Linked DNA regions of Mus musculus: regions 1 and 3 are each linked to region 2. The links are chromatin loops, found by intact Hi-C in ENCODE. Cell type or tissue: heart. All regions are shown on one strand.

Region 1 (8,000 bases), 200 kb before region 2:
TGAGGCCCCTCTGGGGTGTCTGAGTGGAGATGTTGAGCAGGCCAGTTTGGATGTGTGGCCTCTAACTCAGGTAAGATGTCTGGGTTGTGAACAATGATTTGGGAGCTGTCGTCTCCAAGTGGGTAAGTCAGATGTGAAAAGAAGAGCTCAGAATAAGGCAGGTGGGGGCCACTGGGAATTATGAAGACTACAGGGAACACACATGGGAATCATGACAGGCATACGGATAGGGGAAGATACTAGATTTAAAACTTTCCTGGAAGGCAGACTTTTGCCAGTTGCATGCTACCTAGAAGTATGTTAGGTTGAAAAATGGAGAGGTGGGTTCTAAAAATTTATAAAGAAGAGCCAGTGGGACCCCCAAGGACCTTACTATGTGTCACTCATGTTGCTAAACCAATGCCAAGGGCTAAACAGTTTCTCACAGCTCTGGAAGCTGGAAAGTCTAAAGCTATATAGTGCTGACAGTCAGCTCCCAGTAAGGGCTCTTTTCAGATGTGCAAATGGTGGCCTCTTCTGTGCGCCATGTCCGTAGAGATGTGCTATCGAGGGGTACAAGGAAGAAAGCACAGCTTCACCCCAACATCCACCGTAGCCTGGGCAGCTCCCCCTCACCTCTTAGTTACTTCAACTCCGGCCAACTGGAACTCCTGGCTCTAACACAGAAAAGAATCTCAGGACCAGCCAATATAAAGCAGAGTCCGGTTTATTTCAGTTTTTGTCTTTACACTGATCGATTGATTGATTGATCATTGATATGGTGTGCATGGTGTCATGTGTGTAGCTGCCAAACAATGTGAAGAAATAGGGTCTCCCTTCTACCATGGGAATTCTGGGGATCAAACTCGGATCATACGGCTTGCCAGCCAGGGTCCTTACCCACTGAGCCATCTTGATGGCACAAAGGCTGAGAGAAAGGCTGCACAGAAGAGGGGCTCGAGAGATGGCCCTGTGGCTACGAGCACATACTGGTCTTGCAGGAGAGCTGGGTTTGATTCCCAGTACCCACATCTGTAGTGAGTTCAAGCCCAGCCTGAGCAGTTTAGTGGTCCATCTGAATATAAAATGCAGGCTGGGAGAGCAGCTCAGCCATAGAGCACTTGCCTAGCAGGGACAAGGCTATAAATCCCAGTATTGTGACACAAAAAGCAAAACAAAGAAACCACCAGAAATTAGGGACTGAACTAGATAAGGCAATTATAATTCAGACTCAATAATTTGTTTTATGTATCTGTAATTTTATAATATGTTTATATGCAGAAGATTCATCTTGGCGGTATACTGGAAATTAAATCTATATTCAGTCTATTTCTTTAAGGAATTTTTAAAAGATCTATTTATGTTATGTATATGAGTACATTGTCATTCTCCTTACACACAGCAGAAGAGGGCATCAGATCCCATTACAGATTGTGAGCCACCATGTGGTGGGATGTGAACTCAGGACCTCTGGAAGGGCAGTCAGTGCTCATAACCACTGAGCCATCTCTCCAGCCCCTTATATTCAGTCTATCGTGACTCAGAAGAAATAAAATTAGTCTTTAGATCAGTGGGAAGTGGTTATGAGGGAAGATGGCATTTTGGCCAACTGTTTCTATCAGGACAAGCATCAGTCAACTCCTGGTCCTCCTTGGAGGGTGGGGTTGGACCTGCCTTCTGTTAAATCAGTAGCCTCTGTTAAAAGGGCAGCTGACATTGCGTTTTTTAAAAAGCAGAGTTAATGTTTGCAGATAGAGAAATGCTTGACGGAATGTGGGGTGGGAGCAAACAGCTCTACGGGGGGAGGAGTTAGTCTTCCCCAAAGGGGACGAGCCTGCCGCGTGTTTGTACTCTCTTTAGAAGCAAATTTGGTTTAGGACAGTTAAAATGTTCATCTTCTTTCTGATTTTACTGTGTTCATCCCTTGGGGTCTGCTTGCCTCCTTCTGTGCACATTCGAAGCTAGGACATCCACACACGTGAAGGAAAAGTCTGGAAAGACATACCCCTGTGCTACCATGAAGATCACTGGGACTCAGAAACTGGTGGTTACAGTTACGGGGTGATTATATTTACATTGCCGTCTACTTTCTATGGCTTATAACTTGTAACTTATAGACTGAGATGACACGGAAAAGGAAAACATACAGGAAAATAACCCACTATCACCCACTGAGCCATCTCTCCCTACCTCTTTCAGGGGTAGATAATGTCTTATTCTTCAGACCACACTAGCCTAGCATTATGTAGACCTCAAACTCACAGCGATTGATCTTCCTGCCTTAGCCTCCTAAGTGCTGGGATTATAATCAGATTAGAACTTTCAAAAAGAAATATTCATCTTAAAAATTATATGTATGTGAGGGCAGATGCCCCTGGAGTTCACGAGGCTGGAGTGACAGGCAGTGGCGAGCCACCTGCTAGGAGTGAATCAGATGCTCTGAGGAGCCAGATGTACCTTCAACCACTGAGACATCCCTCCAACCTGGATTAGAACTTTTCATGGTTCTCTTTATGAGACAGAATCTTTTTTCCTTTTATTGAAAATAGGATTTCTTTCTATATACTAGATCCTGATTGTGTGTTCCTCTGTTCTATTTCTTCCGGTTCCCCCTCACCTCCTCTCACACATGAATCTCCACTGTCTGGCTCTCATTAGAAAACAAACAGGCTGCTAATGAATAATAATAAAGTATAACACGGTGAAAAATAATCAGATAAAACAAGAACACATCAGAACAGGACAAAACAGACAGAAGAAACATACAGATGCTGAGACCTGCGCATTCGCACAATCAGGAATCCCAGTGTGTATGTGTGTTTCCTAGGTGTCTTCCAGAGAATCTCTTGAAACTCAGGCTTGCCTCAAACTCCTACGTTCTCAAGAGAATGAACTCTCCTGCCTCCACTTCCCTTTGCAGGTGTTGGGCTTACAGGCATATACCAGTGCCTGGCTTAAATTTATCCTCTATTTAATAATTACTGGTTTTGTCAGGCACAGTGGCACATGCCTTTAATTCTAGCACTTGGGATATCTCTGTGAGTTCTAGGCCAGCCTGGTCTACAAAGCAAGATTCAGGATAGCTGGGCTCTATTACACAGAGAAACCCTGTCTCAAAAACAAAACAAAATAATAATTTATAATAATATAATAATAATAATAGGCTTCAGGAGGGGTGGAGGCACGAGCCTGTAATCCCAGAACTTGAGAAACACAAAAGGATGCAGAGCTCTGGCCTAATTCCCACCCTGTTAGCCAAAGTTCCAGTCTCCATCCTGCTATTCTTAGCCAACTCATGTTCCACAGCCCAACTCCCCACAGCAGCCAGAGGCACTGTAGAAGGAAAAGCTGCCTGTGGATGTCCCTAGCAGGGACACCCTCATGATACAAACCATCTCTCCTAAGCTCATACACACAACCTCAGTCCAGGTCATGCCAAGTGAGAAGGGCAGGGTTTTTTTTTTTTTTAATTAATTAATTAATTTATTTATTTATTTTTACTCTTGTCTCCTCTGGTCCCCAAATTCCTGAGGGCAGGGAAGGCTTGGCTTCTGCCCTGACTATAAGCCGCACAGAGCACGTGTGTGGGCAGCAAATGCACCAGGTGGGGGCGCTGCTGAGCTGTGTGCTGGGCACTGCTGAGCTGTGTGCTGGGCGGCTGGGCCAGTCAAGCTGGAGAGACTGCCCCAAGGAGGGGTGGGAGGAATTCCTGTATCTTCTGAAGCTGCAAAAAGAAAAGCAGGGGCTGGAGAGATGACTCAGGGGTTAAGAGCACTGACTGCTCTTCCAGAGGTCCTGAGGTCAATCCCCAGCAACCACATGGTGGCTCACAACCATCTGTAATGGGATCCTATGTCCTCTTCTGGTGTGGCTGAAGACAGTGAGAGTGTACTCACATACATAAAATAAATAAATAAATATTAAAAAAAAAAAAAAAAAAAAAGAAGAAGGGGCTGGTGAGATGGCTCAGCAGGTAAGAACACTGACTACTCTTCCGAAGGTCCTGAGTTCAAATCCCAGCAACCACCCGTAATGAGATCTGACACCCTCTTCTGGTGTGTCTGAAGTCAGCTACAGTGTACTTATGTATAATAATAAATAAATCTTTAAAAATAAATAAAAAAAAAATAAAAAAAGACGAAGAAAAGCAGGAGACAGACAGCTTCAGATGGAGCAGCCCACTTGCCACCAATAACCTGAGGTGACACCGTGTCCCCTACCTGCTGTCCTACTAGATCCTCCAGGTATACCTGATTGTGCTGGAGTGGACATGCAGCAGACTGAAAGATGGTGTTACCTCAGGGGTCAGCTCCTGGAGTGTGCCAAGCTCAGGCAAACTGGAGGCTTCCCTCCCCGCCAGGAAGGAGGCCAGCACCTGGCTGGGCTCTGCTCCCAGGCCTGCTTGCCCTGAGGGTAGAGGCTAGAGCGTGGGAAGTCAACCATGCACTCTTAAGACGGAAGAGGAAGCCTGTGTCTAGGATTCTAAAGAGAAACTACTTGGATAGATAGATCCAGGGGTCGGCCTGATGGGTGGGGACAGACAGTGTGTACCCAAAACAGCTGTGAGGGACACTTTGGGGGGAGGGGTTATAGAGCCTCATAAGCTTCACTGTCAGGAAGGTCACAGGCCAGTACAGAGCCATAGCCTTGGGTGACAGGTGTTGAAGAACAGACCCAGGGAAACACCAGAGACCGGAAGCTGAGGCGGAGCAAGCTGGTAGGACTCTAGAGACTGGAGCCTGGGCAGCAGCTGAGGCCAAGGGTTGGAACATAACCTTCCTGGGGTGCCAGCGGTCAGAGAAACTGCCCCATGGAGCCCAGAGCCGAGCTAGCAGGGGAACCCCATTCTCCAGTTGTTGGCTTCCTGAACATTCAACGGCTGTAGTTCAAGACAGCAGCCATATGAGAAGGGTCCATTAACAACTCACCATGGAGGGCAGAGAGGGCTCATGAGGTTGAAGACATGAAAGCCTTTACCCATCTCTGGGGGACTGGGGGGGGGGGGGGATGTGTGACCAAACATAACCTATGCAGGTAAGGAAACACAGACAAACTCTGGTTCATTAAGCGGGACCTGAGTGGAACCACCTTTGACCTGTTGCTGGCTCTCTATCTGCAGAAGAGTCATTTTGTTTGTCCCTCCTTTGGAAAAGATCACATGACAGCTCCATAGAAGGGAGGAGGGGAGGGTGACCATGGGAAGCTAACCCCGGGACCTATCCCAGGAGCAGTGGGCTAGACCGAGTCCAGGTGCTGGAAGGTATGCTGGGCTGCAGCTGTGGGCAAGAGGCTCTTAGGATAGGATGCCTCCTATACATGGTGCCTGGGGATATCTAGTCCCCAGCCGCAGCCTCTGCTGAAGAGTTCCACATGGCCCAGGGTTGGAGAGCAGGGGCAGTGGCTATGGGCTGAATGACTCCTGGGATAGGGGAACCTCCTCTAGGTCAACGGTGTCCACTGAGGTCCCGCATGACAGGTCTCCAGATCTCACCGGAGAGACCCTGGTTCTTAATCATTCATGCACAGAATCCAGGAGGCGAAAGCTGACCCCTGAAGGAAATGACAAGCACCAAACTGAGACAGTACACATTTACTGCATCCCTCCCTCAAAGGTACAAATGGCTTTGCAACCAGGGTGTCCCATGCTCACTTCAGCACTGTTCAGGGTACCTGACGGGGCAGTCCCACCCTCTGTTCCAACATCAATTATGTTTTCTAAAGTAAAGTGCTGTGACACACCCCTCCACTGCTGAGTGTCCCACGCAGACGGCTTCTGTAGCGTCCCTCTCTGGACACCACTGTGGCACTCTCTGGGTTGTGCCGCCTGCAGCCAGGCCTCAGTTCCCAGGGTATTCAAAGACCGCAGCAGCTCCCATCCCAGTCCCGATGCACATGGACACCACGCCGTAAGCCCTGGGAAAGGAACCAGTGTTGGCTCGCGCAGCCAAATCCCAGCCCATGCTCCCGCCAGGCAGAGCTGCAGCAACAAGGGCTCATGGACAGAGTAAGAACCTGCAGAGCAGGACTGTGGGAACTGAGTCCCAGACAGACACACACCCAGGTGACAGGTACCTGGTTATGCTGTTTTTGAAGCAAGGCTTCTGGAAGACAGGTCTCACCCCTCCACTCCCAGTTCAGAACACCTGTGTGTGGGTGCTCGCCTCCCCAAGCCCCAGCTATCAGACACCCCAGCTCGAATAACCCCCACAACACCCCACAAGGAGCAGCCTTACCGTCTGCCACGACGCTTCAGTTCATTGAGTAGCGTGACAACCTGCCTTGCTCCCGTGCAGCCCAGGGGGTGGCCCAGGGCTATTGCACCCCCCAGCGGGTTCACCTTCTCTGCAGGAATTCCTAGCTTCTCCACACAGTAGACGGCCTGGAAGGAACCAGAGCAGCAGCTGAAGCCGCCATCTGCTCTGAGCTGCTCCGATCAATCCCACCATAACACCCAGGCTCACCTGACTTGCAAAGGCCTCATTGATCTCAAAGATGTCTATGTCATTCACAGTCAGCCCTGTAGACAAGATTTGGATCAGAGCTGACAGTTCTGGGCAGGACTCTAAATCCCCTCAGGCTCAGCCCCAAGTTCAGCTCTATTGTGTCTGTCAGGTGAGTGGGTTCTGGTAGTAGGCTAGGGAGGTCTTGGATGTGAGGTGCTAGCCTGACTCACCTCCATCCACAGCACCCACAAGCTCAAACCCAGCTCTCCCAGCCCCAGATACAGGTCTTGCAGGATCCAAGCACAGGATGAGAAGGAGCCACCTCACCTGCTTTCTGCAAGGCTGCAGGGATGGCATAGGCAGGTCCGATGCCCATGACGTCAGGAGGGACCCCGACCACTGCATAGGACCTCAGGACCCCAAGGATGGGGAGGCCCAGTTCTTCAGCCTTGGACCTCCGAGCCAGCAGGACGGCAGCTGCTCCATCACTCACCTGACTGGAGTTTCCTAAGGGAGGAAGGGTGGGACAAAGAGGCATCAGGCCAAGCCAAGGAGAGCCAGCCCCCCACCATCACCTTCCCAGGGGGCCTGGTCAGCTCCAGGTCTCAGAGTGGAACAGGCCACCACGATCCTCCTTACTCCTGGCCTGCGCTCACCAGCCGTGGTAGAGCCTCCATCCTTGAAGGCAGGCTTCAGCTTGGCCAGGCCCTGCATGGTGGTGCTGGGACGGACACCCTCATCCTGAGACACGGTGATGGTTTTCTTGTCACCCTTGTCATCCAGGACAGTGGTTGTCACAGGCACAATCTCAGCACGGAAGCATCCTCTGCTCTGGGCGCTTGCTGCCCTGCCAGCACCATGGGCATAAGACATAGGCATGTTTGGGATCCATTCTTGCCTGTCCCTAGCCTTGGCCAGCTCAGATCATGCACTTCAGGATTTGGAGTCTGGAAAAATACCTGGCCCCTGAGGAGCTCGGATGGAAAGGAGTTCCTCGGGACCCTACCTTTTGGTAGGTACAGGATGCCTGAGGACAATCATAGCCTCTCCTTCATCTGCCCCATGGTGCTCGCTAGATCACCTCAAAGGGGAGGAGGAAGTTTGAAGATGTTGGCCCTCTTTACAACCCTTTTAAAATTAAATGTAATTTGTGTGTGTGTGTGCATACATCCCCACCCCCCATAGCATCTATATAGAGGTCAGAGGTCAGCTTTGCGGAAGCAGTCCTCTCCTTTCACCTCTTAGGGAACAGTCTCATTTCTGACGTTACATCTAAGTTCTGCAAATTGCTAGACAACAGCTCCTAGCTGCTTCTCGCATCTTTGCTAAGAGCCCTCCCTCCTGAACCAGACCACGCACTTCTAGCCTGCCCAGAGATCTCAGGCTTTGTACTTCTCTGATGGCAGCTCAGCTTTGTCTGAGGTCACCTCCCCAGACTCAACCTCGTCCATGATTTGGGAAGCCAGTGCATTTGCCCAACCCATCATGATGCTGGCCACTGTTACCTTCCAAATAGAGCTATGAAATCTGTCCCTTGGCAAAACTCTACCAGGTCCACTCTCCAGCTCCCCCCCAAAT
Region 2 (8,000 bases):
TTGTGTTGATCAGTATGGGAAGATCTATGTAGCTCATTATAGGCAGGGCCATTCCCTAGGCAGGGGAGCTAGTACTTTATCAAGTAGAGAGAATGTTAAGCACAACTAAGCACTGGCAAATTTGTCTCTGTCTATTTTTGGCTGTGGGTGTGATGTGACCAACTGTTTTATGTCCCTGCTACCTTGACCTGTCTGTGAGGGTGGACTATCACCTAGATTGTGAGTGACAGTGAACAAATCCTTTCTCCACACATTTGCTTTATCAGGATAAAGGACACTAAGACAGCTCCTGAGAAACAGCACCCAAGGTTCATCTGTGGCTATCACGTGAATTCACACATGCACACCAGACACACATGCACACCCACACAAGCACAAACATGCACACCTGACACACATGTGCACCCACACAACACACACGTGCACAAAGAAAAGCGACATGCTGCAAGCATACAAAAGAAACTGAAAATGGGGAAGATGAGCATGGAGAGAAACAGAGAAGAAAGGAGGAAGGAGATGAAGGAGATCTTGAGAATCACATAATAAAATGACGAGGAGCCGCTCAGTGCTGGGACAGAAAAGGTGAAATGCCCACCAGACAGCACAGAGGGCAAATCCAGAAAGCTCAATGACTCCTGTGCAAAATCATTTTTCACAAATAAAAGGAGCTGAATTAAAAAAAAAATTAAACACCCTTTTGTGCTTCAAAGACCACCACTAAGAAAGAGAAAAACTGTGTAAAGGCACCTGGTACACATTCCTGACAACCTGAAATCCATTCCTTGACTTCACACATACACACACAAAATAAAATTGAAAGATGAAAAGTTGGGTCTAGAAATGTAGCTTAGTTGTTTGGATGCTTGCATGGGTTCTCACCCCAACCCCCAGCCTTGAATAAACAAAGTGTGGAGTTACAAACCTTGCAACCCAGCACTCAGAAGGTTCAAGGGGGTGGGGGTGGGGGTGGGGCGGAGCTCAAGATCATTCTCAAGTGCATATGCAGGTCAAGGCTGGCCCAAGATGCTCGAGACACTGTCTCAAAAACAAAACAAAACAAAACAAAAAACAAGCAAAGGATTCAGTCTTTGGGATGAGCAAAATAGTTGAGTCTTCATCCTAAAATGGCCAGCCACAAAACAACCTCTCCATGTGAGGGAAAACGAGTCCCCTGGCAGCAGCTGGGAGGATGTGGGGTGTGGAGCTCAGGGTCTTCCTACAATTGAGGTAGGCCTTGGAGCTTGCAGTTGTAACGTCTGTCACCCCTCTGTTAGTCCTCCTTGCCTTCTGGCTAGAGAAGCTCTGTGGTCCTCTAGTCTGCAATTCTTTGCGCCTGTGCCTTGGTACAGACCTCCACACTTCCATTTGGGGACTTGGGCCAGTGATGTGGAACTTAGAAATGTTCTTTGAGATCCACCATCCTGGTTGTAGAGAAGGTGAGCCTGTCCTTCTGATGTTGTATGAACTTCTCTGGCCTTGCTCAATGCAGAAGAATTCAACATTTTGACATTACAACAGGCACACTCAGCATCCGTGTAAGCAACTTACAAACAAACAAACAAAAATAAAACACAAAATCTCATTTCTCTTCGGGCCTTAGATAAGCTATGTTTTTGTCTTGGGTGGCTGTCCTTGGCCTAGCCCCATGCAGACAGTGGGCTGTGGGTTCTACATGCGTCCTAGGAACTGATGGCATCACAGGCTTCCCCCCGGGCTTCTAAGAGGTCCACAAAGGCGAGCACTGGAAGACAGTGGGGAGGGGACAAGGAAGGAGGCCTGGTGCAGCGTGCTCTCTGGGGTGTCTAAAGAGCACACGACCCTGCACTTAGGAAGTCTGTGCCCTTGGACATGGTGACAGGAAGGCTAGATCAGCCTCTGGGTGTCTAAGACTCCAGTGCTCCTGCCCTGGAAAGCACGGGCAGGTGAGTGTGCATATTATGTGTAGGGCAGAGGTTGATATTGGATGCCATTCTAAACCCCTTCCTACTCTGCTTTCTGAGATGGGGTTTCTGTCTGAACACAGTGATTTGCCTGGGGTAGGTAGCCACTTTGCCCCAAGGATCCTCTGCCTTTCCCACCTGAGCACTAAGGTCATGGGACCCTTGTCAAGCCTGCCCAGCCTTGTGCACTGGGGATCTGACCTCTGGCCTCCCACTTGCAGGGCAAGCCCGTTACCTTCTGAGCCCTCTCCCAGCCTCCTCTCCTTTCATGTTTTGGGATCCCCTGGGGTCTGAGAAAACACTGTGTAACTGCCATGGTTTGGGGCTGACCTGTCACTGTGACTGGGGAACCCGGTCTTACTCTTTAAGGCTGGTAACACATTCTAGATCCAGGAAGCCCCGGTCCATTCACTCAACAGGAAGCCATTGATCAGTTAATGCTTCAGGCACACTGCAAGGCCTTGGCAGACACCTTTGCTAAGGGGGCGAGGGGAGCGGGTGCTGCAGGGGTGTGCACTGATGAGGGCATCTCAAATAGGCATACAGAGGATGCTACATGGGACACTCTCAGAGACCTTTGAACTGCTTCTGTGCCTTGATAGAACGGGTTCTTCCAGCCAAGTACTCAAGCATCCAGCTTAGGGCCAGGGACCCAGGAAAGACGAGAGCTGAATAGAACAGGAATCAGAGTCAGGTCCTCTATCTCCATTTGCAGTGTAAAGCTGTTGCCACTGTCCCAGAAACCTCCTGACTTTTGTCTGATAGTGTGCCATGGCCATGTTTGGAGGAAGGTCTCCTGGTTCATGTTCAGAAATCCACAAGACTTTGAGGTCCTGCCTACAGTGTAGATTACAAAACGAGGAAAGTTCCAGTTTACACTTCTGGGAGGAGCTTCAAAAATGTGCACAAGCTTTTTTTTTTTTTTTAATTATATTTTAAAACATTTTCTTTTATTTTTGTAGCCCAGATTGGCCTTGAACTTGCGCAGTACACACTTGCACCATCACAGGTGTACATGGACAAACTTAAGAAGGAGGGGTTCTGAAGTTCATTGACTTGCTTTGAGAAGCTGGGAGGTGGTGGTGGGGGAAGACTCAGGAAGAGTCGCCCTCTGATTGGCTGCAGAATGGGTAGGCAGGACTTATTGAAAATATAAGGCTCCAATTGGCTCTGCCCTGTGCAAGCCCGCGTCCTTAATTCACTGGGGTGAGCGCCCAGAGCGCTGGCAAATCGGTGGGACCCACCTCCGCGATGCATCGGCTGCAGGTAGTGCTGGGTCACCTGGCCGGCCGGCCCGAGTCGAGCTCCGCGCTGCAAGCTGCGCCCTGCTCCGCTGGCTTCCTGCAGGCCTCGGCCTCCGACGTGGTGGTGGTGCACGGACGGCGCACTCCCATTGGCCGCGCCAGCCGTGGCTGCTTCAAGGTGAGGCCCCTCGGGCGGGCGAGGGGAGCAGAAGGCGGCCAGCGCGGATGGGATCCTGCCGTCGGGGGTCCGGTGACCGCAGAGTCCCCGGGCGGGGATTCGGGAGCTGGGCTCACCGCTGCTGCGCTTCGCCCTGCAGGACACCACCCCCGACGAGCTTCTGTCGGCCGTGTTGACCGCGGTTCTCCAGGACGTGAAGCTAAAGCCTGAGCAGCTGGGAGACATCTCCGTGGGTGAGCTCCCCTGCGGGTCCTGCACCGGCCCTCCCCCGCCCTCCTCCCGAATATCCGTCTCCCTTCTCACAGACTTGAGTTACTGAACGGGAGGGCTCTCGACCACAGAGGTCTGAATCAGGCTGCTCCCGATGGCCAGTCTCAAGAGTAGAACCTTGGGCGCCCCCTCATGGCACATCGGCAACCTGAGAGGCGCTAGAAAGCCTAGCACCACCAAGTAGAAGTTCTAAAGCCCAGATGTTCCAGGAGACCCCAGGAGGCGGGAAAACGCGCTTCTCTACCTACATGGACATCCTGTCCCGGGTTACAGGTGCAGATGGGTTCACCCCACCCTGCCTTAACCCCTAGGCTTTCCCTGAACTAGAACATAGTGTAGGACACAGTTTTGTCCGGAGGTGCCAGCCTGTTCCTCATCTCTGCAGTGGTGCAGGGCTTGGAGGAGGACACTTGGGCAGGTGAGCAGTTGCAGACCCGCTTCCCTCACCACAGCCCTGCTTCCCACAGCGTTCAGGCTTTGCACTGTGTCTCTTACCCTAGAGTCTCTCCCGTCTTTTCCTGTGATCAGAGGAGCATGCCTTGGCAAGCTCACTGGCGGCCCTCCAGCACTGTACTGCTGTTGGGTAGCTGGCTCCCCACTCCCCAGAGTTTGAGCCTCCACAGCCTCATGTGCGCCTCTCTCCAGAGGCTGTGATTCTTGGAGAGATCTGAAATGTCTCCTTTCTGCGGCATGTTTTGCCTTAGGCCTTGGGACACCACCTGGCACTGAGTGAAGGCTCTTCTATCCACAGGCAATGTGCTTCAGCCCGGGGCTGGAGCCATTATGGCACGCATCGCCCAGTTCCTGAGGTAATCTCTCTGGCTCCAGCTTGGTTGTCCACCGTGACTGGTGAAGGCCCTGGCACTGGGGATGTATCTGTGTGTGGTGGAAGAGCAGGTGGAATGAAGATATCGAGGCAACTAAAGTCCACTGACCTGACCTCTTCTCCATAACCTTTTCCCTACTTAGAGGGGGTGTGTCACTGGGCCGATGGCCAAGGCATCCAGGACTTGGGGACTGGGTTAGAGCTTCTCTGTGGCCTAACTTTTAAACAAAGACAACGTATGACATCCCCTTTAGAGTTAAATAATCTCATGGCTATACTGAGCAGCGTCTGCTTCCATTCTTAGCTGAGCACCTATGAAGTCCAGACTCCTCCAGTCGTTAGCAGCTTGGAGCTTGGGGCTGGGGGGGTACCCCACACATGCCTAGGAGCCCAGGAGGAGGAGACCTGATATTCTTGGCTTCTCCTGCTGGGGAAGCAGGGATTCATTCGCTCCTCTGTGGAGGCTGAGGACTCTTCCCTCAGTCCTTCCTGCTGTGTGGGTCAAAAGTCATAGCAAACTGGCCAGTGACAGATCAGGAATAGACAGACAAACAACAGACAAACAGAACCTCTGGGAGCTGGCAAGGGTTAGACTTAGCCTGAGGTTCGGGGTCTCCCCGTCCCTCTGCAGATTAACTGTACCCTCATCTCCAACTGGCTTCTCCAAATTGACTGAATCAGGGCTATCTGCATCTATGCCGCCTCTGCCCATTCTGCTCTCCCTGTCCTGGCTAAAACCTGCTCAAATATACTCTTGCCCCTTGCGCTTACCTTCCTCAAACCCTCAGGCTTCCTTCTCAGTGGTCCCTCTGTCATGTGATCTGTCATGTGATGTGGCCCTCACACGTGCATTTCTCTGTATTATGGTTGGGTATCTGGTGAGGCACAGTACTATCAGCTCCTCAGCCTCTTTCAGGTGGAACCTCAGGCTCGGAGGCTGTTTAGGAGAAACTTGACGAATTTGGTAAAGAGTGGTAACCAGAAATTAGGGAACCCAGGATAATCTTCACAGCCTAGGGAGCCATCCTCCTGGGGGCGCCTTCAGAACCTGGCTTGGAGCAGCAGTTCAGGGATTCTCTGGTTTTCCTGCACACCAGACTCATCCTAATTCCTGTGTGTTCATCCTCTGGGGTTCTCGGAATGTCAGTCAAGGGTTTGGGAGGCTCCTAGTGCTTAGCCACGTTGGCCAAGGCTTGTGTGCCACCTTGGAAGGTAGCTCTGATCATTTCAATGGCTGAACCCAGGAAGCTCCGGAGCAAGGGGTTGAAGGATGACCATGGGGAGTGGGGAGAAAACCAGACACACCGGACCAACTCTGTGTCTACTAGAAAGGTCAAGGTGAGGATGGATGGTGGCCCAATGTTGGGATGCTACTGCCGTGTCTTAGGCTAGCAGCAGGCTCGCTTGTCCTTGGAGGACCCCAGAAATGACTGGTTTTCCTTGCAGAGTCTTCGAGGCAAGGGTTGTCTGTGGCGCACACCAGGCTTCCGTGGTCCGTGCTGAGAACCGTAGGACAGGAGAATAAGCCTGGGGACTCTAGGCAGTAACGGTGGAGACAGCTGCAGTAGCTGCTCCCGTTCTTACAGATCTGTTCCAGTGGAGATTCCCTGTTGCCCTGATCTATACACTCACTGCTGGGGCTCTCATGGGGCCCTGAAGTCTCATGGGACCTGCTTTCTAGGTGCTCATCCAGGGCTGACCGCCATCTCCCTTCTGTTTCAGCGGCATCCCAGAGACTGTACCTTTGTCTACGGTCAACAGACAGTGTTCATCGGGACTGCAGGCAGTGGCCAACATTGCTGGTAAGTGGTGACTGCTGGGTGTACCCTGCAGTGTACCCTGACCTTGGTCCTTGACCCTCGGGACCCTAGGCAGAGAGAGAGGAGGAACACCCATGGCCACACCCCAAGCCATTTGGGGGGCTCTTGGGTCTCCTGTGAGGGAGGGGACAAGCCATGCTGCTCAGGGGCAGGCCCGCTGCGGCCAGGGGTGGTTATGAAGTGCTTTTATTGCAGGTGGCATCAGAAATGGGTCTTATGACATTGGCATGGCCTGTGGGTAAGATCGCCTTCCTGCCGGACCCTATTAACCAATGCAGCAATCAACCTAATTTTGCTCTCCTTGGCTATGATTCTCCCTGCCCACTGTGGCAGCTGGCTGGGCTGGGCTCCCACAGATGCAGCCTAGGATGCAGTTCTGGGTGGAGTGGCGTCTTCCATTCTTACAACTTTGACTGTCACACCGGATACCTGCAGCATTTGCACTTCTGCACTTCCCACGGTCCTGAGAGAAGTAGTGGGATGATTCCCTCAACTCGGGACATTGCCTCACTATGCAAACGTCCCTAAGCTGTAAATGTGTCTGCCATTCTAGTACCAAGGGAGAAATTCCAGATCACTACTGTGTTGTCAGGGACGTGGTCACATCTCTGGTGATCTGCTCACTGTCCCTTCCACTCAGAGATGCCACTTTGTCTCTGCCTCTGGCTCAAAGGGCTACAGATGTTATAATTGATAGTGTCTCCAGGAAAGAATAGAGCGTTGGGGCTCTGCTGTCGGAAGGCAGCCTAGAAGATCCGTGGAAGATGGCCTTGGTAGGCTTCAGAGCTAGCAGCTCCAGGATAGCTTTGGATAGGAAGCATTGCCGGCCTATGGTCAGGTCCTGGCTGCCTGCACCGGGTTATCCTGACCTGTGTGTCATCAGGAGGAGACCGTGGTGGGCAAGGGTCACAGCCAGCCTGCGCCTCACTGTTCCTCATGTTTGTTATAACAAGGACAGCAGATGTGGCTTAAGGGGGAAAGCTGGGGTTCTATGAGGCCCTCGGGGGATTGATCTAGTCCCAAGCAGGTTGAGGATCCTGATGTTGGAGACATAGCAGCTATACCTGGAGGATAGGTGCGTCACAGCCTGACATTCCCTAACTGTAAGATTTGCAGCTTGCCCAGAATTGAACTATAGGACCAGATGGTCTGTGTGGAGTTCAGGCTGGCGACAGCAACCAGCTTTGTTCCTTGCCAGGACTTCACATCCTCACCTTCAAAAAGAGACACCCACCTCAGCTCTGTGGGTGTTGTAGCATGGTTAAATAGTCACAGCTGACTCTGCGGGGCACGTGTCAAGGCCCACCTGAGCAACAGAGTAAATCTGGGGCTGAGGCAGTCTAGCAAGAAGACCCTATCTCAAAATGAAAAACTTGGTTTAAGGCCAAGGTATAGCTTAGCGGCTCAGTGCTCCCCGCCACATTCAAGGGTCTGCAGTTAATACCAAAGGAACTACAGCTCATGTTATGCTAAAGTTAGAAGAGAACTTAGTGGAGGCCTCTGGTACTCATGAGGCCTCATGGCCACTTCCCCATGCAATGCCTGACTCGTCTGCACTGGCCAGCCAGCCTTTCCCTCAGCCACCCTACCCACTTGTCAATCTGTACCAGCGGGCAAGACCTTTCTCACCTACAAGCTTGGTGTCCGCAGTTTCTCTTCCTCCCTCTGACTCAGGGACGCTGAGGGCTGAATCAGGCTGGTTTGATCTGTGCTGCATTGGAG
Region 3 (8,000 bases), 120 kb before region 2:
TGTGTGGCTGATGACTTCTGGCTGGGGGCTTGGGACAGATGGCAGTAATGTGGGACTGGGTGTTTTGGCCTTTTCTGTTTGGAGGCTTTCTGTGTGGGCGGGGTTGGACAGAGAGAGGAATGGAATTTGTGGGACCTCGCTGAGGAGTGGGGCAAGCCAGCACTTTAACCTAGCATCCAGTGCAGTTGTTACTGTAGGTCTTTATCTAAGTTACCTTCCTTGTCTAGCCCTCTAGACTTTTTTCTTTTCTTTCTTTTTAAAAAGAATTATTTATATATTTTTTTGTGAGTACATTGTTGCTGTCTTCAGACACACCAGAAGAGGGCATCCAATCCATTACAGATGATTGTGAGCCACCATATGGTTGCTAGGAATTGAACTCAGGACCACTGAAAGAGTAGTTAGTCCTCTTAACCATTGAACCATCTCTCCAGCCCCCATCTAGGCTTTTGAGGTTTTTGTTTTTGTTTTCATTGAGACAGGGTCTCAGTATGTAGCTGTGGCTGGCCTGGAACTTGTTAGATAGAGCTGGTAGTCTTGAACTCACAGACATTGCCTGCCTCTGCCTCTTGATGGCTAATGTGAAAGTTGTTCGATCCTGGTGTTCAGGCTGACTAAAGGGTTCTGTGGTGAAGAGTATCTTGGTGAAAGGGCCAAAGGTATGCTACAAAACCCACATGTGATGGCAGGTATATAGGGGTATGGAGCACACACATAGGGAAAATACGTCAGGCTACAGTGGAAATGTGGCATTGGTCATTGGTAATGACCGGGCTGGCCGTAGGCACTGAGTCGTTAAGGGTGGGCGAGCCTGCTTCTGGAATGTTCTTAGCTGACTAGCACTGACTTCAGAGATTCTGACTAGGATGAACGTCTTCTAGTCTTTCCTCTCAGTGTGCGCTAGTGTCTTTCCTAGCAAAGAGGTTAGCTTTAACAAACGTGTTGGACATCTTTAAGTTGCTAATCTAGTATATTTCTAGATGTTGGTTGTGAATCATTGCTTCACTTAATCTCTTTTCAAGTTTTCTATAAATTGGAGAAAGCCTACTATGTCTATTGCAGTCATTTTTTTGGTGGAACCTGCAACTGGCATGTGAGAAACCCCAGTAAGCGGCGAGAGCAGATGAGTGTGGTTGTGAGGTACTAAGCCGGGCCAGCCCTCGACCTGCAGTATTGCTTGCAGTTGTTTGGGACAGAGGAAAACAAATTCTTTAGTCTGGTGATAGTGGCCCATGCCATTAGTACGAGCACTCAGGAGGCAGAGGCAGGGGAATCTCTGACTTCAAGGCCAGCCTGATCTACAGAGAGTTCCAGGACAGCCAGGGCTGCACAGAAAGAGCCTGTCTCGGGTATGTGTGTATGGGGTAGGGGGCAAAACAACAAAACAAGATCTTCAGCTGACAACTGTACTTGACATCTTGAAAGATCCCTTGTCTTGTTGCATGTGCGGCCTGCCTGGTCTCTCAGAGTGCTCAGTGAGCCCTGCCATTGCTTTGCTTTTACCCCTGAAGCTGCTTCTACAGATGACATGTTTAGTTTGAAAGGGAAACACAGACTATCTGGCAAATTAATCAAGAAAAGTAGTTGCACTGAATGTAATAGAAGAGAAAGTGCGGAAAAGCCTCAAACACATGGGCACAGCGAAAAGTTCCTGAACAGAACAGCAGTGGCTTATGCTCTAAGACCAAGAATGGACAAACGGGACCTCATAAAATTGCAAAGCTTCTGTAAGGCAAAGGATATTGTCAATAGGACAAAGTGGCAGCCAGCAGATTGGGAAAGGATCTTTACCAACATACACCCTTACATCCGATAGAGAACTAATATCCATTATATACAAAGAACTCAAGAAGCTAGACTACAAAGAACCAAATAATCCTATAAAAATGGGATACAAAGCTAAACAAAGAATTCTCATCTGAGAAATACCAAATAACTGAGAAGCACCTAAAGAAATGTTCAACATCTTTAGTCATGAGGTAAATGCAAATCAAAACAACCCTGAGATTCCACCTCACACCAGTGAGAATGGCTAAGATCAAAAACTCAGGTGACAGCAGATGCTGATGAGGATGTGGAGAAAGAGGAACACTCCTCCATTGCTGGTGGGATTGCAAGTTGGTACAACCACTCTGGAAATCAGTCTGGTGGTTCCTCAGAAAATTGGACATAGTACTACCTGAAGACCCAGCTATACCACTCCTGGGCCCAAAAGATTCCCCAACATATAATAAGGACACATGCTCCACTATGTTCATAGCAGCCCTATTTATAATAGCCAGAAGCTGGAAAGAACCCAGATGTCCCTCAACAGAGGAATGGATACAGAAAATGTGGTACATTTACACAATGGAGTACTAGCTATTAAAAACAATGAATTCATGAAATTCTTAGGCAAATGGATGGAACTTGAAAATATCATCCTGAGTGAGGTAACTCAGTCACAAAAGAAAACACGGTATGCACTTACTGATAAGTGGGTATTGGCCTAAAAGTTCGGAATACCCAAGATAAAATTCACAGACCTTAATGAAGCCCAAGAAGAAGGAAGACAAAAGGGCGGATGCTTCAGAGCTTCTTAGAAGGGGGGCACAAAATACTCACAAGAGGAAATATGCAGACAAAGTGTGGAGCAGAGACGGAAGGAAAGGCCATCCAGAGACTTCCCCGTGGGGTAAAAATGGGGTCTGTGTCCACTTGGGGCTAGGGCTGCTGGGCGAGGCAGGACATGGGAAGTTTTGACTGCCCACACTCTCACAGAACTGCTGGGCGTGTTTCGGGCTGTGAGAGGCCGCAGGCCCCTGCTCCGGGGGTGGGGAAGGTGCAGTCTGAGGTCCCTGTGGACCTGCCGGGGTTGGCCTCACTCTTGGGCACCACAGACGCCTCTGGGTACTGTGGAAGAGTCAGTTCTGGGGTCCTTGGGCTGCACAGAGGCCACAGATGTCAGATTCTCAGTCTTAGACACCGCAGATGCCCCTGTGGACTCTGGCCTGGGGCAGAAGGGAAAAGGGCATGGAGAGGGCTCTGGCTGGTTACCTCGGTACTTGTCTTGCTCAGTCGGCAGCTTGGGTTGGCAGAAGCTGTGGCTGGGAACTCTGAGAGGCTTGGGTTGGCTGGCAGCCATGGCTAGAGCGCAGGGAGGTCTCCCTGCATGGCTCATTAGGGGAAGACCTGCTCCATTGCTCCAGCATGGTGGGTCCCGATGAAAAGGGGTAGTCCATGGTTCAAGGCTTTTTTTTTTGTAGAAAGGCAGAGAGAGGGAGAGAGTAGGAAAGTAGAAGCCAGCTATGGCCACATGGAGAGGAGGGAGGAAGGGAGGGGAGAAGCGAAGGCAGAAGGAGAGGGAGCAAGAGTAAGAGCGAGAGAATAAGAGGTAAAAGAAGAGGGGGGCAAGCAGCTCCTTTTATAGTAGGCTGTGCCATCCTGGCTGTGCCAGACCGACCGGGACCAGGCTGTCTGTGCACAGTTTGCTGCCCCACACTTCTCCACCTGAGAATCCATCCCATATATAGTTGCCAAACCAAGACGCTGTTGTTGCCGGGAAGTAGTTGCTTATGGGGGTTTGTAGCCCCGTGGGGGTGGGGCAACAGTGTCAACTGCCCAGACTTCCCGGAGCTCTGAGAGACTGGACCACCAACCAAAGAGGGCTTGTTGGACATCAGTGGGAGAAGTGGACCTTGGGCCTGAGGGTATTCGATGCCCCAGTGTAGGAGAATGCCAGGGCTGAAAGGCAGGAGTGAGTGAGTGAGTGAGTGGGTGGGTGGGTGGGGGAGAGCCCTCATAGAGGCAGGGGGAGGGGGACGAGATTGGGGGTTTCTGAAGAGGAGACCTGGAAAGGGGAAAACATTTGAAATGTAAATAAAATATCCTATTAAAAAAAAAAAGGAATAACTAATGATGGGGGTGGTGTGGGGGGTGGGATGAGGAACAAAAGAGCAAAAGAAAAAAAAAAAAAAAAAACCAGGATATATTTTGTAGAGCAAAGGTGGGTAAGGATTTGGCTGTGATAAACAGAAACAAACACAGAGGCATTTTGAATCTGGGTGTATTTTGCAAGGGTTTTATGCATAGAGAAACAGGTGTTAATCTCTGAAAAGCTGTGTTCAGTGAAACAGTGTAATAGAAGGGACATTGTAATAATCATTTGGTACAGCAAAGTACAAATACAAAATCATCCAAATATTACAATTTCAAAAGGGGTGTTTTCATTAAAACAGCCAGGTAGACCAAATATCACTATGATCATTTGGTACATCAAAATATAAAAATCATCCAAGGTTAGTGGCAAATTTCCTAGAATAAACTAATGAATTTTTTGTTTGTTTGTTTGTTTGTTTTTTCGAGACAGGGTTTCTCTGTGTAGCCCTGGCTGTCCTGGAACTCATTTTGTAGACCAGGTTGGCCTTGAACTCAGAAATCCGCCTGCCTCTGCCTCCCGAGTGCTGGGATCAAAGGCATGCGCCACCATGCCCGGCTTAAAGAGTCATATTAATTTTTTTTTAAAGATTTATTTCATTTATGTGAGTACATTGTAGCTGTCTTCAGATACACCAGAAGAGGGCAGCAGATCTTATTACAGAGCCACCATGTGGTTGCTGGGAATTGAACTCAGGACCTCTGGAAGAGCAGTCAGTGCTCTTAACCTCTGAGCCACCTCTCCAGCCCAAACTAATGAATTTTTTTTTTTTTTAAAGATTTATTTATTTATTATACGTAAGTACAATGTAGCTGTCTTCAGACACACCAGAAGAGGACATCAGATCAGATTACAGATGGTTGTGAGCCACCATGTGGTTGCTGGGATTTGAACTCAGGACCTTTGGAAGAGCAGTCAGTGCTCTTAACCGCTGAGCCATCTCTCCAGCCCAACTAATGAATTTTTATGATCAGTTACTGTTTAACTTCTAGCTCCTGTTTTCCTGTAAATCTTCAAAGCATAAATTTAAACTGTTTTAATTCTTTTTATTTAAGGCTTTCTTAAACAATATAACAAAACCTACATCTGATGACACACGTGTAGTCATATAAAATATTGTTGTTGGGAAAGTTATATTTATCAATACTATCTTATACATGAATTATAAAGTGAAGCACAGGTTTTCCCGGAGATGAGGTTATAGTTAGTGACTCCATTTCAAGGGATGGTTTCGTACCCATTATTCTTGCTTAAGATATCCCTCACAACTGCAAGGTCACCAAAGGCAAGGACACTCTCAGAGACACTAGTGAGACCTGGTAGCTAAATGTAATTAGCTGTCCTGGATGGAGTCTTGGATAAAAAGGGAACCTTGCTTAAAAAATAAGGGAACCTGAAGAAGTTGTATGGATGTGAGGGACATAGTAAAGAGCTCACTGAAATGTCCATTTCATGATAGTGCAGGGATGGTTATTGTGGATAAAAGTGAGAACAGCCAGAGTTGGAAGAGTTGAGAGCAGAGAGAAAATGAAACAGTCTGGACGTGGACATGGTCAGGGCTATCTGTGAGAGAGTCATGAGAGCAGCTGAGATCAGAGACAGCCTGGGGCCAGTGAGCATAGTGCATAGTGTGAGAGTCAGAGAGGCAAAGGGCCTGACTTGAAACTTACAAGTGTGTGTGAAAAGAGACTGAGGGATCTGCAGGCCAGCATGGGCTCTTATGTGCAGTCACAGGTGTATGTCAGGGGTGGGTCTGAACCCTGTCACAAGTTCCTGAGCAAAGATGGCTTTTAACCAACCACCAGAAATTCCTCTGCAGTCCGGCTCGAGCTCATTTCTGCCTGAGAGCTAGCACTGTGGGCTTTAGTTCATGATGTCTTACTTGTGTTCACTAATTTTAACAAAAGTACTATATTGATGTAAGATGTTAATGAGATACTAAGCTTAAGATCTTAAACTTTCTTTTCAATTTTTATGTAAAGCATTTAAAAACATCTTATTAAATTACAGTGCTCTGGTCTAAAGAAGATCACTTTTTGCCATTCTGATTCCTTTGAGAAGTATTTTATGTCAATATACACATTTGTGAATATATGTATGTTTATATGTGTGTGTGTATATATACATGTGTAACTATATATGTATGTATATTCCTATTCTGTTGTTTAAGCAAAAAAAGAAAAGTTAGATTATATGAAGCTTGCCCCTTCTTCAGAATATATTTAAAGTGCACCCCTATCCCCGTGTGTTTGGGTTGTTGAGGCAGGAGGATCATGGGATAGAGACCAGCGTGAGCTATATAGCAAAACTTCCAAACAAACAACTGAGAGTTGAGGAACTGGGAAGAGAATGACTCACCGTTTGTGTGTTTCAGCAGTAAGGATTGGGGTGAGATGAGTTGCTTTCTTTGGTCAGTAGCTGGCATCCCAGTCAGTATTTAGTGAGCTTTACTTTCCTAGATTGTCTAAATGTTATGTTCCTTCTTATAATTTTATGTTTGGATTATAATATAAATGGCTAAAATTTAAAAAAAAGTATTGGTTTAATACTCTTTAATATAAAACAGTATTTAAATACTGCAAATGTATTGTAAATAAACAGTTGCTTAAATTTTGCCATTCTAAAGAACAAATGTTTGATGGTGTTTTTTTCTTTGAAGAGATGTGAAAGCTGGAAACATTCTTCTAGGAGAAGACGGCTCTGTGCAGATTGCAGGTAATGATGAACAGGGCCGCCGTGTTTTTCTGGTTTGTGTGAGTGTGTGTACCCGACTGTGTGTGCGTCCACCTGTGTGACTCTGTGTGCGTGCATGTGTGTGTGCACGGGAATGTGAGTGTGTGTTTGTGTGTATGTCACATGATGCATGCATATGCTTTCACCTTTGCTTCAGAGCATCCTGAGCATTGAGCATTCATTACGTGTAGCTCCCATGCCTGCCTAACATCTGTGTGGGTGCTGGGGATTCGGACCTAGATCCTCATGCTTGTGTAGAAAGGATCTTACCCACTGAGCCCCCATCCCAGTTCACAGTACTTCGTTTTATTTTGATATAATAGCCAGCAGAACCACCTTATTTGTTTTTTATGTTTTCTTAGTATCTGATGATCCTGTTCTTAGGACATCTTTCTATGTAAGCACCCTCTAAAGATGGCCTCTATCTCACCTAGGTATTTCACTGGGCATCACTCATTGCTCCCTATTATTTTCCCACTCCTCATCTTCATTAGGTGTAGGATCTTCTGATAGGGTTCTGTCTCAGAGCAGCCCGTGCTTATTTAAAGGAGAAACAGTTATCACCTCAGATGAGAGGTGATACAAAGTGATGGCTGGTTTTAATTGTCAACTTACTCACTCTAGAGCCTGGGACAGAAGTCTCCATAAGCAGATCAGGCTTTTGTCAAAAGAGACACTTTTTCACTGAAGACAAGATGCAGAGTAGGGTAATTCCAGCATTAATATACGTGCAACGGCATGTGTCTGACCCTGACTGGAGGAGAGAGCAGATCAGGCTGGCCTATGTGATGTGTTTATAAAAAGATAAAGAGAAGGGGCATACCTTCTATGGTTCTATGGAGGTGTGGTCAGATGTGGGGGAGGGGTGCCTTCGCTGGCTGTCCTGAGGCATCCCTTCCCCCCGAGGGACCAGCCACACAATGGTATAATATAGAGTAGAGTTTATTCAGGGGTGGGGAGAGTAGTAGAGGCAGAGAGAGATGTGGGGCGGGAGGGGAGGAGAAGAGGAGAAGCAGCAGGTCATGAGCATGGGGAGAGAGAGGGTAAGGGAAGAACAAGAGCAAGAGAGAGCAAGAGAGCAGCACAGCAAGGAGGGGCGAGCAGCCCCTTTTACAGTGGGTCAGGCCTACCTGGCTGTTCCCAGTTAACTGTGGGGTGGAGCTTAGACACAATGCTAACACTATGGGCGTGTGTGGGGTATTCTGAATTAGGTTAATTGAACTGGGCTGACTCACCATGAATGTGGGTGTCACCATTTTATGTGCTAGCTGCTGTGCTGTGAATGAAAGGAGAGTCAGCTGAGTACCAGCGTGAACACATACATCGGTGGCTTGCTGGTCTTGGCTGGAAA

Evidence for each region. Hi-C counts contacts between places; a loop is a spot of excess contacts. Peaks named below come from ENCODE experiments on the same cell type or tissue, not always from the same donor. Only the 100,000 strongest peaks of a DNase experiment are listed, where the experiment ranks them.
Region 1: a loop joins it to region 2, with 11 times the contacts of the local background. A loop is called at or near these places in 20 of 42 quality-filtered maps.
Region 3: it touches region 2 in a loop (2.6-fold over the local background); 3 of 42 quality-filtered maps call a loop at or near these places.

Annotation. Positions count from the first base shown.
Region 1 is chr9:119,347,850-119,355,849 of GRCm38, reverse strand. Acaa1a (acetyl-Coenzyme A acyltransferase 1A) reads right to left here. Exons shown (of 12, transcript NM_130864.3): 8 at 7,079-7,269; 9 at 6,750-6,929; 10 at 6,441-6,496; 11 at 6,213-6,358; 12 at 5,555-5,892. The coding sequence ends at 5,817. Among named protein-coding and RNA genes, the nearest start is that of Xylb, 5.5 kb to the left of the region's middle. In heart, a CTCF peak has its summit at 3,580 (motif pointing right); a DNase peak (open chromatin) is centred at 3,599.
Region 2 is chr9:119,152,186-119,160,185 of GRCm38, reverse strand. It overlaps Acaa1b (acetyl-Coenzyme A acyltransferase 1B), which reads left to right and starts at 3,093. Exons shown (of 12, transcript NM_146230.3): 1 at 3,093-3,362; 2 at 3,502-3,595; 3 at 4,384-4,441; 4 at 6,181-6,260; 5 at 6,474-6,516. The coding sequence starts at 3,192. In heart, a CTCF peak has its summit at 3,782 (motif pointing left); DNase peaks (open chromatin) are centred at 3,335 and 3,745; H3K4me3 peaks cover 991 bases; H3K27me3 peaks cover 3,676 bases.
Region 3 is chr9:119,271,560-119,279,559 of GRCm38, reverse strand. Oxsr1 (oxidative-stress responsive 1) reads left to right here. Exons shown (of 18, transcript NM_133985.2): 5 at 6,576-6,631. Among named protein-coding and RNA genes, the nearest start is that of Oxsr1, 47 kb to the left of the region's middle. In heart, a CTCF peak has its summit at 4,546 (motif pointing right); no DNase peak of the experiment used is centred here.